Linked DNA regions of Homo sapiens: region 1 is linked to region 2. Evidence: chromatin contacts called from ENCODE Hi-C or POLR2A ChIA-PET data. All regions are on one chromosome and are shown on one strand. Each heading gives the region's core, a stretch centred on a gene start or an enhancer-like site at or near the end of the contact. The rest is flanking DNA. Distances are from core to core; before and after follow the strand shown. Region 1 holds the start of ASB16-AS1 (ASB16 antisense RNA 1). Region 2 has its middle 39 kb from the start of SOST.

Evidence for each region. A loop is a pair of places that touch in the nucleus more often than their neighbours do. ChIA-PET counts read pairs that join two places held with the same protein, here RNA polymerase II (POLR2A). Pooled maps may share reads with other maps.
Region 1: a loop to region 2 is called in a map of naive thymus-derived CD4-positive, alpha-beta T cell, with 22 times the contacts of the local background. The contact joins the promoter of ASB16-AS1 here to the enhancer-like site in region 2. A Hi-C loop is called at or near these places in 1 of 168 maps with a recorded cell type or tissue (naive thymus-derived CD4-positive, alpha-beta T cell) and 5 of 50 pooled maps. POLR2A ChIA-PET finds 5 or more read pairs at or near these places in 1 of 52 experiments (naive thymus-derived CD8-positive, alpha-beta T cell).

The regions. Positions count from the first base shown.
Region 1 is chr17:44,184,753-44,190,210 of GRCh38, forward strand. It overlaps ASB16-AS1 (ASB16 antisense RNA 1), which reads right to left and starts at 1,965. Exons shown (of 3, transcript NR_049730.1): 1 at 1,813-1,965. TMUB2 (transmembrane and ubiquitin like domain containing 2) reads left to right here and starts at 2,220. Exons shown (of 4, transcript NM_001076674.3): 1 at 2,220-2,357; 2 at 2,924-2,991; 3 at 4,270-4,836. The coding sequence starts at 2,957. RefSeq lists an enhancer at 1,544-2,078.
Region 2 is chr17:43,717,020-43,722,087 of GRCh38, forward strand. It overlaps the pseudogene WHSC1L2P. Among named protein-coding and RNA genes, the nearest start is that of SOST, 39 kb to the right of the region's middle. RefSeq lists an enhancer at 1,541-2,145 and silencers at 3,585-3,654, 3,685-3,794, 3,945-4,004. Within about 2 kb of position 3,357, at least 34 of the 41 ENCODE cell types and tissues checked have a DNase peak (open chromatin) inside an H3K27ac peak, as active enhancers do.

The DNA of each region.
Region 1 (5,458 bases), core at 715-3,214, 470 kb after region 2:
CAGCCTCCTGAGTAGCTGGCTCATGGCTCACTGCAGCCTTAACCTCCTAGGGTCAATCATCCCACTTCAGCCTCCTGAGTAGCTGGGACCACAGGCACACGCCACCATGCCCAGCTAATTAATTTTTTTTTAGAGATGGGGGTCTCACCATATTGCCCAGGCTGGTCTTGAACTCCTGGCTCAAGGGATCCTCCTGCCTCAGCCTCCCAAAGTGCTGGGATTACAAGTATGAGCCACTGTGCCCGGCTTTGTGAATGTACTTAATGCCACTGAATTGCAAACTTAAAAATAGTTAAAATGGTTTTAAGTTTTATGTTACGTATATGTATATATTTATCTTTAGAGATAGAGGTCTCCCTGTGTTGCCCAGGCTGGCCTTTAACTCCTGGGCTCAAGTGACACTGCTGAGTCAGCCTTCAGAGTAGCTGGGACTACAGGTGCATGCCACTGTGCCTAGCTATGTTTATTTTACCACAATGAAAGGACTTACAAAAAAGAAGCTAGACACCGAAGAGGATACACAGTTGGATTCCATTTATAGCAAGTACAAAAACAGGAAAAACTAATGTATGGTGACAGACGTCAGAATAGTGATTACTCTTTGGAGGTTAATGGCTAGAAGAAGACATGAAGGGGGAGATTCTGGGGTAATTCTTTCTTTTTTTTTTTTTTCCTGAGACAGAGTCTCGCTCTGTCACCCCAGCTGGCGTGCAGTGGCTCCATCTCAGCTCACTGCAACCTCCGCCTCCCAGGTTCAAGCCATTCTCCTGCCTCAGCCTTCTGAGTAGCCAGGATTACAGGCGTGCGCCACCACGCCCGGCTAATTTTTGTATTTTTAGTAGAGACGGGATTTCACCATGTTACCCAGGCTGGTCTTGAACTCCTGACCTTGTGATCCGCCTGCCTTAGCCTCCTAACGTGTTGGGATTACAGGCGTGAGCCACCGCGCCAGTCCTAATTATCTATTTCTTGATCTAAGTGCTACTTCTGCCAGTGTTCAGTTGGTAGAAGCCACCGAGCTTTTTGCTTATGTTTGCCCCTGTCTGGATTATTTATCCTTTAATCAGTAGTTCTCCAAAACCCCAAACTCCAGCGCTTTTTTTTTTTTTTTTGGAGACAAGGCCTCCCTGTCGGGTGCAATGCAGTGGCTCAGATCATAGCTCACTGCAGCCTCGAACTCCTGAGCTCAAGCGATCCTCCCACCTCTGCCTCCCAAAGCGGTGGGATTACAAGAGTAAGCCACTCCCCCCGGCCACAGTAAGTTTTTAGAAAAAATTTTAATTGCGGCCGAGCGCGGTAGCTCACGCCTGTAATGCCAGCACTTTGGGAGGCCGAGACGGGGGCGGATCACCTGAGGTCGGGAGTTCGAGACCAGCCTGACCAACATGGAGAAACCCTGTCTCTACTAAAATACAAAATTAGCGGGGCGTGGTGGCGCATGCCTGTAATCCCAGCTACTCGGCAGGCTGAGGCAAAAGAATCGCTTGAACCCGGGGGGGCGGAGGTTGCAGTGAGCCGAGATCGCGCCATTGCACTCCAGCCTGGGCAACAAGAGCGGAACTCCCGTCTCAAAAAAGAAAAAATTTTAACTGCAAAAATCTGGATAAGTTCTTGAAAGCTGGACTTTTCCCCCTTTTTGTGTCCTAAGCCTGCGCCGAATCTGTGCCTTCTTTGAAATGCTTTCCCGCCTTCTTTCTCCGGGTCCCACACTACCTGGGGCCGCACTCTTCAAGCACTGGATGCTGACTAACTGGTCTCCTTATCTGTCTTCCCGACTGGCCCAGAGCTGAGTTCTTACTAATCCCCGCTAACCTGGAGTTAGGTGCGCGTTGCAAAGCAGTAACGAATCCAATCAGCCGGGGAGGCAGACAGCAGGGCCGGAAGAACAAAGCTGGAAAGGGAAACGTCGCACCGGCTCTGCCCAGCGGCGCCAGCCCGGGCAACCTTCCGCAGTCGCGAAGCCACGCCCCTTTCCCAAGTACCTCCGCGCTAACTCCTCCCCCCTGGCCCCGCCTCTCACCCTGGATTGCCTAAGGCCCCGCCCACCAGGCGTGGCCCCGCTCTGGGAGGGCCGCAATCCCGCCAACAATGACTCCACCCCTCCTTCCGCTGAGAAACCTGTCCCTTTTATTTAAAGAATACCTTTTACGTCAGCCCGTCTTACGCAGCTTCGCGTCATCAGTGCAAGGCGCGGAGGCGGGACTTCCTGTCCCTGGTATAACAGCTTCCGGGAGAAGCCGGAAGAGACCGGACCCTGAACAGAATCGCAGATTGCCAGCCCTTTTCCCGACCCCTACGGAAAGACGAGTCCAGGGGCCGTCCTGGCGAGGTCAAAACATTTAGTCTGGTCTTTTCAGGTGAGGACTTCCCCATCCAGGCACAGTGCCGGTCCAATCCCCCTTTAATTTCCCATGACTCCTCGCGTCCTGAAGCCCCGCCCCCAGTTCCCCAGCCCCGCCCCGAAGTTTGAGGGGTGTGGACGGTTTGTGACCCCCTTAGCCGACCCTACTCCTCACTGGCCGGGACAACTGGTCTTATCACGGAGGCTGGGGCCAGGCAGCCCTTCGGTTCGGGTGGGCCCATGGACCCCAGTCCAACGCCGAGGGAATAGGACCATCCAAAAGCGGAACCTTCGCCTCAGAAAAAGGGTGCGGGACCCCTCCTCACCGTGCGGTCACGGTACGGACAGGGTAGATCACAGGCTGAGGGACAGAGCAAAGACCCCTGAGGCCGGACACCTGGGGTCCTGCCGGGCCCCTCCCCACGAGAGTTCCCTGTGTCTGTGCCAATCGTTTTCGTCTTTCTTTGCCGCAGTTTCTTTTCCTGTAAATCATGGTTAATAACATTAACCTTCTTACCATCAGGGGTTAGTTGTGGTTGTGATAAATAATTACTACCGTTATTAAGCAATTGCAATTTGCAGTGTGCCAGGCACTGTGCCAAGTATTTTGCTTCGATGATTTCACGTCATCTTCAAAACAACCTCATGAGGTAGGTACTGTTTTTAACCCCATTTTACTGATGAGAAAGCTGAGGCTCTGAGAAAGTTGTCTGAGGTGTTATAGCTAGTAAGACGCAAGACTGGGGTTATAATTAGTTGTTTTTCTAACTCCAGGGCCGGTATATTAAATAAGGATGTTGATGTGTTCCACAGATAATTCTTTGAGCAACTACTGGGGCATTATATTGGACACTTCAGTACCAAGAGAAATACATACGATCCTTGTCTACCAGGAGTCTAATAGAAAGATGGACAGGTACATAAGTATAATGAAGTTTTATAGGTGCTGTGAGAATAGTCTGATAATGGTAATCACCAGACTGGATTTGCCCAGGGACAGCTGTGAAAGCAGCAGATTCTCCAAGGGAAATAGTAGGTACTCCAAGGAGCAAGCAGGGACCCTTCCTGCCTTTCTAAGAAACTGCAGCAGCAGAACCTTCACAGTGAAAGAAGAGAGACTGAGATATGGATTGTGAGAGCTGTTATGGAATCTTTTTCAAATCACTCCACTTGGGGAGTGGTCATTGCAGGAGTGGGCCCATGGTGACCCAGGAAGGTGGTGCTTCTGGTGTCTGTCCCAAGTTGCTCCCCAGGGCTTGCCAGAAGTTTCAGAGGCGGCACATAATGTCTGCTGCATAGTATCTGCCCGCGGTCCCTACAGAGTTATCGTTTTAGATTTGTCTGACTCTGCTTTTGATGGTAGGTCAGTTTTCTTTGGCTCTTGACATCTGGCAGCCTGGATCTGTGACCAGGAATGAAATAGGCTCAAATGAGACAATCTGGCAGGGATGGCTAAACAGTGCTTCCAGGGGGGCCCCACAGTAAAATATTCCAGGCTTTTGGGTCTCTCTGAAGCCACTTTGGAGGCTGCTTAGGAGGCATATTTGCTTGACCAAGCGATAGAAATCCTAGAGAAACTCAGGCCTCAGCAAAGATTTTTCCTCATTCACCAAAAAAGCAACAACAGTAGCAGCAGCAGCAAGGCTGTGGGCTTTTCCTGCTGATCCACACTCATTGGGAAGTTGGAGTTTGAGAGAGGAAGGTCACAGAACGTGAAAGCAAGAGTTTCACAATAGAGGCAAAGGGTAGGGTAGGTCTTTAGGTTTAGGTTGGGGTGCCGGAATTAGGAAGGTTTGTGCCCCCTTCTACACAACACTGAACTCCTTTTTTTTTTTTTTCAGGGCTGGGTCAGTTAGAACCTAAACAAACTAGAGACCTGGTTGCAACCCCTCAGGCTCTGCTGATGCTGTCCCCCTTTGTTCCTGCAGCGTGGACCCTGCCAGCAGCCAGGCCATGGAGCTCTCTGATGTCACCCTCATTGAGGGTGTGGGTAATGAGGTGATGGTGGTGGCAGGTGTGGTGGTGCTGATTCTAGCCTTGGTCCTAGCTTGGCTCTCTACCTACGTAGCAGACAGCGGTAGCAACCAGCTCCTGGGCGCTATTGTGTCAGCAGGCGACACATCCGTCCTCCACCTGGGGCATGTGGACCACCTGGTGGCAGGCCAAGGCAACCCCGAGCCAACTGAACTCCCCCATCCATCAGAGGGTAATGATGAGAAGGCTGAAGAGGCGGGTGAAGGTCGGGGAGACTCCACTGGGGAGGCTGGAGCTGGGGGTGGTGTTGAGCCCAGCCTTGAGCATCTCCTTGACATCCAAGGCCTGCCCAAAAGACAAGCAGGTGCAGGCAGCAGCAGTCCAGAGGCCCCCCTGAGATCTGAGGATAGCACCTGCCTCCCTCCCAGCCCTGGCCTCATCACTGTGCGGCTCAAATTCCTCAATGATACCGAGGAGCTGGCTGTGGCTAGGCCAGAGGATACCGTGGGTGCCCTGAAGAGGTGAGTGGCCTGGGAAGTGGGAAGCTGCTTGTGCTCATCCCCCAGCCCTTGGTTGCCTCTAAGGAGGCTGGTGCAGACATGGGAGCTGCAGCAAAGTGTAAGATCCAGCCCCTACCAAGGGCAGGTAGATACTTTCTTAGAAATACACCCTTCAGGCCGGGTGCAGTGGCTCCCGGGACTTTGGGAGGCCGAGGCGGGTGCATCACGAGGTTAGGAGTTCGAGACCAGCCTGACCAACATGGTGAAACCCCATCTCTACTAAACATACAAAAATCAGCCGGGCGTGGTGGCGCACGCCTGCAATCCCAGCTACTCAGGAGGCTGAGGCAGGAGAATCGCTTGAACCCAGGAGGTGGAGGTTGCAGTGAGCCGAGATTGCGCCACTGCACTCCAGCCTGGGCGACAGAGTGAGACTCCATCTAAAAAAACAAAACAAACAAATACACCCCTCATTAGTTAAGGATAAAGATGAGGGGGGCCTGTCGCGGTGGCTCACGCCTGTAATCCCAGCACTTTGGGAGGCCAAGGCGGGCAGATCACAAGGTCAAGATATCAAGACCATCCTGGCCAGCATGGTGAAACCCTGTCTCTACTAAAAAAAAAAATACAAAAATTAGCTGGG
Region 2 (5,068 bases), core at 2,107-4,606:
TGTACCCCCAGCTTACAAGCCTTTTCGAGGCACCTTCAGGGTTTGAGCCCAAAATGCACTGCACATTAAGTGTTATTGATGGGCTTGTGGAAATCTGCTCTCCGTCAGGCTCTGATGAAACTTTTCCAACAGGAGACTGAACTCAGTACTGGGCATGGCCCCCTGCACATAGTAAGTCCACAGCAAATGTGTGTGGGGTGAATACTGTCTTCTTTATCCTCCCTTTTTCTACTCCAGTCCAGGTAGACGGTGTATCTACCCACCCAATTTTGCTGTTTCTGGTACCCTCAGTGGGTCTTGCCTGCTCTTCCTCCTTGAAATCATTACTCAGAGGTCTCCGTGTCAGCTCCAGACAGATGGGCCTGGTGCTCCTTTATCTCAATACAATTCCCCCGCTCCCAGGCTCCAGGGGAAATCCTGAGCTAACTTTGGTCTTTCCTAAACTCCACACTTCCCTTTGGGCACCTCTTTCCCCATTGCGGGGCTCCCTTTCAGAATTTGCTGCTTTATTTATTTATTTATTTTTGTCAGAGGTGCATTAATGATGCTTTATTTAAAAACAAAAAACTTGGCCAGGCGCGGTGGCTTATGCCTGTAATCCCAGCACTTTGGGAGGCTGAGGTGGGCGGATCACAAGGTCAGGAGATCAAGACCATCCAGACCAACATGGTGAAACCCAGTCTGTACTAAAAATACAAAAAAAAAAAAAAAAAAAAATCAGCCGGGCGTGGCACATGCCTGTAATTCCAGCTACTCAGGAGGCTGAGGCAGGAGAATCACTTGAACCCGGGAGGCAGAGGTTGCAGTGAGCCGAGATTGGGCCACTGCACTCCAGCCTGGGTGACAGAGCGAGACTCCATCTCAAACAAAAAAACACCACAAATAAATAAAAAATAAAAACAAAAAACCAAAAACAGTCCATTCCATGTCGTGTTGAAACTGATCAGTGTAAGTTAAATGGTGGTTTTTAGGCTGGACCCATGATTTAAGCTGTACCCATCCAGCTCAAACTGAAAAAAAAAAAAATCATTTGAATGTTAAAGCAATCGTTCAGAGTCTTCAAGAAGAAACCAGGCAGGAAAATGCCAATAATGATGACTGGCAAAATCAAAATCTAAAACAAATAAACTGTTTATCAAGCTGCCGACAGAAAAAGAAATCTTGCATGGAGACTACAAGTCTGGATTTTCTGGGATGAAATTGTACAGGAATCTCAGTCTACAGTTTCCTCAATCGCTGTGGAGATGGAGCTGTCACTGAATCTGACAGAGCCCTGCACTCCCCAGTCCGCCGACCCTTTCTGTAATCCAGTCTTCACTGTAGCCTGAGGAACTATTTCAACCTGCTCCTTTTTTATCTTCTTCTTTGGCACAACCTCAGTGGACTTCTCTGATTCAGAACAAGTTCTAATTGATCTTCTCTGTTGCTTCTTTTCTACTGAGCCTGTAGAACCAGATGTTGCTTCAAGAGATGATATATTCTGCATTGGCTTTTCATTTCTCTGGTTTGGTTTAGAAATTATAAGCCTGTCTTGCCCCCTGACACTTATTTCTGTTTTGTTACCAATTCCCTTTGTTGAATAAACAAATTAATTTCCCATCCTCTGTAGCATTCTGAAGAGCAAACACTTCTTCAATTTTCACAGCTGGAGACATGTTACACTTCTGCAAATCCAGGCTCCCTTTGTGCATTGTAATGGAAGCTGGTAGGATTTCCTTGCTGCCACAGTTTTCCAGGCTATTTTAACAGGAGGTGGCTCTTCCTCGTCCGCGCTTGTGTGCTGCCTCGGGCTGTGTCTCCAAATGTCAGTACTTGAGAGTGAGGAGGCCACCTCCCCTGCATTGATCTGTTCTGGCTGAGTTTAAAGCACAGATCTTGGTCATCAGGTTTTTTTAACTTCGGCTTTGGAGACAACATTCTTTTTTTTTTTTTTTTTAGATGGAGTCTCGCTCTGTCGCCCAGGCTGGAATGCAGTGGTGCGATCTCCGGTTCATGCCATTCTCCTGCCTCAGCCTCCCAAGTACCTGGGATTACAGGCGCCCACCACCATGCCCGGCTAATTTTTTTGTATTTTTTTAGTAGAGACGGGGTTTCACCGTGTTAGCCAGGATGGTCTCAATCTCCTGACCTTGTGATCCGCCCGCCTGGGCCTCCCAAAGTGCTGGGATTACAGACGTGAGCCACCGCGCCCGGCCCCAACATTCTTTTTTGCTTGGGATAAACCCTCTTCAGGCTGTTAATCAATATAGATAAAAGTATACTGTTCTATTCTTTCTTCTCAAGTCATTTTCAATGCTTTCTCTGCATGGGCAATGCCAAAATCCCATTGAGCATGTTCTCTCTGAGGTCAGGGTTTCCAAATCTTTTGTTTCTCAGAGTGATTGCTGGCTTGTTTGGTTGCCTCAGCCAGTAATTCTTCATACCGCTTATGACCTTTATACTCCTGTACCCATTTTTCATGAACCCACACCCTCTCTGGCTGTTTGCTAAAACACTGGACATGATATTTTCGGGCACCTCCTGTGTTAATTTTGGTATGAACCTCCAGCTGGGGATCACTTCAATCCATACAAGGCCAGCACGGATAGGTTCCCACCTTGGACCACACAAGATCACCAACTTGAAACTTAACACCAGTGGACACTTCTGTTGTTGGAACAGAAGATAGTATTGGCTGAACTGGGGCTTCCTCTTTTAGTACTGGATCTTCCCTTGGTTTTTCTGATATGGTGTGAACCCTCTCATTTGGTCTATTTTGTTCCTCTGGTTCTAATTTGGGGATTTTGTGTGACTTGCGCTCTTCAGATCTTGATGAGTCATGCTTTTTGGGTTTTTTCCTCTTTTCTTTTCTGCTTTCATGCTTTGACTTCGTGTGCTCACTTGCCTGTACTTCATTTAAAAGGTCTCCACAAAGGGAAGACTTGAACAATTCCCTGCCATTCTGGATAGTTTTGGTTATTTTTAGTTTAACTTCAGGTGAGCCACTCTTCTTTGGAATCACAGTTTGTGGTACCGAAGTGGTGGCTGTGGAGGGGAAGGGTTTTCTAGAATTTAATGTGGTCTTCTGTTTAGAATTTCTGAATGGTAATAGTCAGTGGGGCTAAAGTTTCTAGCTGCGCCAAAGTCATTGGCTGACCCATTAGGATATTGATTATGCGACTGGTATTTGGTTTGAATTTCATACATGCTGATTGATGGCAGGTAGCCATTTGTGAGTGGAGGAAGATCTGTTGTAGGTGAGTATTGAAAGCTTTGCTGCAAGGTAGCTTCGTATGGTGTCTGGCCACCATCTTCAGCAATGTCAATTTTGTTATCAAAGGCATCCTCCTGACGGATGCTGGCGGAGTCAGTGAGTTGAGGTGGTTGTTGAACTGTGTTTCCCGTGATCCCTTGCATGAAAGAGAAAGAGAAATCCATTGTTCTGCTCCAGCATTCTTAACTTTCCCTTTCTCTCATCGGGCCTTCAGTTTGTCCCGTTCTAACCGCCCGGCCGTCTCAATGCGATCACAGGAGGGACACGGAGATCGAGGAGGGCCACAGCCGGACCAGGCCAGGCGTGCTGCGGCAGGAGGAAGGCTCCGGAGGTGGGGTGGGAAGGGGAGGCCGAGAGACGGGTGTCGCCGCGCCCCCGCTGCCGCCAGAGAGGAGCCTACGGCTGGCAGCCTGGCCTGGGCAGCAGGGTCCTCGGCGCTCGGCTGGGAAATCGCACGTCTCTCCGCGGTGACCTGTGCACAGCCCCTGGGCCTCCGCCTCCGTGCTGGCAGCCTCCGCCTCAGCGCACAAAGCCCCGTCACCCCGACTCTCGGGGCGCCGCCGCCGCCAAATCCTCAGCCCCTCCCTCATTGGCCGCGGCGTCTGCCGGGAAGTGCAGTCCCGGGTTTGGGGCGATGGAGCCCAGGAGGAAGCGGCGAGTCAGCGCGGCGGAAAGGGCGGAGGGGACGGAGGGGGCGGAGGGGACGAACCACGAACGCCCGCGGCCGCGAGGGTCTGGACGACAAAGGAGAGACTAGGCGAGAGGGCTTGTTGCTTTTTTTTTTTTTTTTTTTTTTTTTTTTTTTTTTGAGACGGAGTCTCGCTCTGTCACCCAGGCTGGAGTGCAATGGCGCGATCTCGGCTCGCTGCAACCTCCGCCTCCCGGGTTCAAGCGATTCTCCTGCTTCAGCCTCCGAGGAGCTGGGATTACGGGGGCGCGCCTCCACGCCCAGCTAATTCTTTGTACTTTTAGTAGAGATGGGGTTTCACCATGTTGGCCAGGCTGGTATCGAACTCCTGACCTCGCGATCCACCCGCCTTGGTGTTGCACTTTTATAACTCTTTTTACCTTCTCACCAAACTAGCATTTAGGAAAAAAAAAAAATCAACAAAAACAAAACAAAAAAACCAAAAACCTCTATCAGTCATTTACACGTTAGTTGGAAATAATTTAGACCAGTGTGGCTCTCCTTCGCAGAACACATTCAGTCCTCTGTGATTATTAGAAGCAAGGTTCACCTTTTGATCTTGGTTAAAGAAATTTCAGGCTAAATTTCTGGGGAGGAGATGTATTTCAGGTTCCAGGATCCCAGAATTGCTCTGCACAAGTCACAGCCATCCTTGTTCCCTGAAGTCTCTGTTGGCTGCACCATGTCTGCTGCTCCTTTATGAGTGGTTTTGGGAGAGGCCAGGCTGAGCTCTTACTAGCTCCTTGCAACAAAACAAGCGAATGTGAAAAGTCTTAAACACTCAGCTTTCTGGTCAGAGGAAATCCCAAAATCAGCATGACTCAGGATTTTAAGTGCCCCATAGAGTGTCCAAGAGAAGAAACCTAGGAGTCTAGGGTCTTTCAAAACCCCAAAGTTAAAACCTTTTATCACCCTTTCCTGACCTTCCTGGCTTAGGATTTTAGGCAGCCTCTTGGAGGCCTCCCTTGCCTGGGGCACACTTGGCCATAAACCCATTCATTCAGCCCTACTGATTTAGTGCCCATTATGTGCCAGGCAGAGGAAAAGTAGAAATGGTAGGATCTATCTTCAAGGGGCTCAAAGTCTGCAGGAAACAGGATCCGCTAACAAATTAGAGCACAAGGGTG